Linked DNA regions of Homo sapiens: region 2 is linked to region 1. A link is a loop called in an ENCODE intact Hi-C map of the cell type or tissue named here. Cell type or tissue: mammary epithelial cell. All regions are shown on one strand.

Region 1 (2,500 bases):
GAAAATGTAATGGAACAATCTAGAAAAACAAGAACAAAAATAAGCTGAGTCTGCCAAACAATATTGCCTACAAGAAATGAGAAGAAATGCAATCAGAGGAAATATGAAGAGTTTTCTTTATCTTGCTTTTACAGCATTGCCATCGGTCATCCATTCTTCTTGTCCTTTGGAGGTTGAGGAGTGAGCCATAAAAATATTAAATTAAATGAAAACCACTTCATATTAAAATCAATGGATGACTGTTTGAACAGGCACTCTGCCATGGAGCCTAAACATTCCTGCATGTTCTTGCTGGGTATTCTAAAAATGCAAAGTCCTGACTGCTATTTGAGCCATCTTCCAAGGTTGTGATTATGGTGTCCAACCTTGAGAAGAGGTAGCATCTGCCCCTGGACAGAAAGCAGGCTTGTTCCCACTTGCTATAAAAGCAATACATTCCCCAACCTCAATGTTTCTCTGCTGCGGTACAATCCATTGCATGTATAAACACCCGTGGGTCTGGAGGACAGAGGAAACTGGTATAAATATGAAGCTCTGGCTACTACATTTGCTGTGAGTAATATAGTCCTTTGTCTCCTTTACAGGACTTTTGTGTTTTTTTATGAGCATATATAAAACAGTTCCAGGCTAATTTTCTAACTTACAAGTAGGGTAAAATCTCAGATGCTGTGTAGATCTAAACAATGACATCACTATCAAAATGTGTGTGTGCATGTGTGTACACACATAATTCTCTATATTTTTATATGTACATACACATACACATATATCCTGTATCTACTACTTTTTTTAGTCAACTGTTGTAACATTATGCTAATGGTTACATTAAATTGGTTAAGTACATTAAAATGGTTAAGTAAATTGTGCCATTTACTTAAGCCCTCTGTGCCCCCAACTATACATTGAGAATATTATTGATAGATAACTCATAGGGTTGTTATATGAATTAAATGCTATAGTGAGTGGAGTTTTCTTGGAACAATGTTTGGCACTCAATAGCTTTAATTATTCTTTCTTATCTTTGATTACTATTAACATATTTTATAATTCATTATTTTGCAAAGACATTTCACTGAAAGTAGGTTTGTGATCTTTCTATAACTATAAACAGAGACTTTGAGTAAAATAAATATCAATTTGTAGAATAACATCTACATTTGTATATATAGTGACTCAATTTTTAAAAGAAAATTTCACATTTTGTTTTAAGATTACTCAAAAATCATTTTAAAACATTTCAAGTAGGCAGACTGCCTAAAAAACAATACATGACCTCCTTCTATTTCTAAAATTGATCAATTTTGAAGTTACTCAGATATAGTATTTAAAGACGTTCATAATTGTGAAATATATTTAAAAGACAACAGTGGCCCCTAGTGATGCAAAAACTAAAATAACAGGATGGAGACAGACAATCCAAAGAAAAATAAACTTAAATGGTTTACTGACATTTTTAGCTCCATTGATGAGAGATTAATATTGTCTTTCACAGAAAGCACCCCTTTTTCAAAAATGGCTGTACACACTAACATGCATGCTATTTAAGCCAAGCAGAAACTGATACCTTGACTTTTATGGTTTATAAGGAACTGTAGATGCATAGATAGCCAAATCATACATCATCACAAGAATGGTAATTTACTTTTCGAACATGTTTAATTAGCAATGAATTAGAACTTTCTTATAAATGCTAGTACAGATGGTCCTCAATTTGTGATAGTTTTATTTACAGTTTTTTGACTTTATGTTGGTGCCAAAGAAATGTACAGTCAGTAGAAGCCATACTTCGTTTGAATTTTGAAATTTGATCTTTTCCTGGGTTAGTGATATGCAGTGATACGTTCTTGAGGTGCTGGATCAGATCATCTAACATAAAGCCTATTTTATAATAAAGTGTTGAATATCTTGAAATTTTCTTTCTTTCTCATGTGAGTTTGACTGATATGAGAGCTCTTACATTCAGCTATCAGATACGTGAATTCTGACTTCCAAGCACCTAATCTAATTGTATTGTGAATTCTAAACATTATCACAAATTTTGAAACAAGATGAGAATCTGTTGCACCCACAGAATTTAAAAAGATAATATAAAACAAAAGAGAAGTCCCAATTTACTTTGAATACTGTGGAAATAATTCTTACATAAGAAAGAAATTGGACTACTTAAAATTTGAAGGAAACTATTTCTAATCCAGTAATGCAAACTGAAATCATTTTCCATCAATGTTTTATTTGATGGAAACAAGTAACGTTTTAATGATGATTCAAGTAACCATCACAAAATGTCGTCACAAGAATTAATACGAATTACTAGATGAATGCATTTAGATAGATGTGATGCTTTTGAAAAAATGTAAAATCTGAAAAGCAATTCTGAAGAACAATTATCAATGTATGAGCAAGTAAATATCAGTTAACATAGACATTAATGAAGCATAAATTTACATTATGCTCCAAAGACAGTTTGGTAGGCAAGTTAGTAAACAGAAATGCTATATTG
Region 2 (2,500 bases), 760 kb before region 1:
ATAGGCAGGTATCTTCAATCTTAATATTAAATAAATAAAAATTTTTTAAAATAAGTTAACATTTTTCAAACATCCCCAGCGATTAAACAAAATGCCATGTTGAGGATGTGATTGCTATAATTGGTCCAACTTTCTTGAAGAACCATTTGGTTTTATGTTTTAAAGTACTAAAATGTGTGCTGTCCTTAATCTACAAATCTTATCTCTAAAAATATTTCCTAAGGAAATATTAACAAGTATGTAAACATTTATTTATAAGTATTCCATTAAAGTTTTATTTATAGTACAAAAAATAAACATGGCTATCTATATATAAATAATGTTTCATTCAAATAGTAAAGTAATGTTGACATTAAAATAACAATCTACAATATATATATTTGCTGGTAAGGAAGGATGCCTAAGTTTTATTTTGATTGATAAGAGTAGGTAATACAGGTGGCAAATTATAAGCAATTTGTGTTAAAAAATGTTATATGTATATAGGGAGGTAGTTAAAATATATAAACCATTAAAATATTTAGAATGGTTTTCCCTGAATAATTGAGTTATAGGCAATCTTATTTTTCATCTCTATTTAGCAACTTTCTCTGATTTTCTATAGTAATTATGAATGTTGTAATTTTTAAAAAATTTCCAAAATAAAAATTAACTTAGAAAACTAAGAATTCATTACTGGTTTATTTGTTCACTATCTACTCAAAAGATAACAAGCAAAGGTATTTTATTTTACAGCTAAGCTTGAAATAAATTTTGTAAATTCTTTAAACACAATATTGTTTCACTTGCACAACAACATCCCTTACTTTCTCTAATAATCATCCAAAGTTATCTTCTTCCACATAGTCTGTGGAACCATTTATAAGAACTCCCAGTCATAATTGGAAGGGCAGGCAGTAATAAAAGCAGACAAACTCCAAGAAATCATGAAAGATTTGAAGGAATTATCCCAGGAAGGGAAAAACAAGGAAGGCCTTCAAGGCAATCATCGGTACTGCAGCAACTCTCTGTCATTGTTACTAAGGGACATGATAAGAAAACACAAATGCAGTCTGGTAATCCCAGAAATGAGTTCTTGGCTGATCAGTAGTAAACCATCTTGTTTACTAGTAAAATGAATGCATACATTCTGTGTGTGATCTGTGTGACCTGTGAAGCAGAGCTTATCATTTCTTCCTGAAGCATCATTCCATCCCCGTCCACTGAGTGGAGACTCATGATCAACATTTTCTCACTAGGAGTCATATTTTCCCAAACAGGATCCATGGAAAATTGACACATAAATGCCAAACACACATTGCAATATCATGGCATTCTATGTCCAAGGTCATGTCCCTGTGAACTGTAATCTATATAGATTATTAACCCCTAAATATGTAAATTTTATGAGGAGAGAATCCACATCTTATTCACCACTTACACCTAGCATTACATAGAAGGAACATAATCAATTAATACTTACTGAATGCATGAGGATTGACTAATAGGTGAAATTATGAATTAAATTAAAAATTTGGGTTATAAACTAAGAAGAAAGTACAATATTACATATACAATATGATTGCAGCTATGTGAAACATTTGCATCTGGGTAAGGTAATTTGCAAATATTTGCATATGAGGGGAAGAAGGGTGTGAATTGTTGGAGGGGGGCTCCTTTATTTCTTGTTTCTTCCATCCTATTTTCAAGAATAGAGATTTGATAATGAGTTCCATAGGCTTCTTTCAACCTTGAAGAAGAGAGTAGAACTGAGAGATGTCAAGAATAAAGAGTATGAAGTTAGAGGCCCTGAAAACTTCTTGGAGTTGCCACACCAGCCTTGGGCCAATTACTTTAGACTGCTTATCTAGGTTTTTATTTATTTAAGCCTGCACTCTCTGGGTTTTTTGGTTGGTTGGTTGTTTCTGCTGTATGCCTCTGAACCTAATCTTAATCAATCTGTCATTCAAAAGAATCTAAGATTCATTCTATATTTAGCATAAATAAACAATTACAAGTGTTAATTATAATTTTAAACTAAATACAAATATTTTTACTCATAACATAGCTTGTTATACTACATCACTGAATATCATATATTACTTTTAATATTCTAAATATGTTATTTATCAAAGTATTTACCAAAATGAAAAATGGTACACTGCAATATTTTGTCATTGTTAGCAATCATTAAATTTAAAAGTTTTGTAAATAGTTAAACAGTTTCGGTTCATATTTTTCTTCTGTTTCCAGTTCATTTTCCACCCTAACAATCAGAGCAGTCACTTTTATTTTCAGTTTTTTCTCTTTGTTTCAGGACCATCATATTCCACTCATGGGAACTGGCTAACTCTATTTAGTTTTGGCAGTCACAATATATGTTCCCAGGACAAACGGCCCATGTACACTGTGAATTGCATACACAATTCCCAGCTCAGAATAATGCTACATGTTAACAAGCAGATGCATACAGCTGGCTTTTTAAAAGGCCTGGCAAAGTTCACTCTTTGTTCAGCTTTCC

Evidence for each region. A loop is a pair of places that touch in the nucleus more often than their neighbours do. Peaks named below come from ENCODE experiments on the same cell type or tissue, not always from the same donor. Only the 100,000 strongest peaks of a DNase experiment are listed, where the experiment ranks them.
Region 2: it touches region 1 in a loop (12-fold over the local background); 2 of 110 quality-filtered maps call a loop at or near these places.

Annotation. Positions count from the first base shown.
Region 1 is chr4:125,243,681-125,246,180 of GRCh38, forward strand. No RefSeq gene overlaps it. Among named protein-coding and RNA genes, the nearest start is that of FAT4, 70 kb to the right of the region's middle. In mammary epithelial cell, a CTCF peak has its summit at 1,375; no DNase peak of the experiment used is centred here.
Region 2 is chr4:124,485,447-124,487,946 of GRCh38, forward strand. No RefSeq gene overlaps it. Among named protein-coding and RNA genes, the nearest start is that of LINC02516, 72 kb to the right of the region's middle. In mammary epithelial cell, a CTCF peak has its summit at 1,164; no DNase peak of the experiment used is centred here.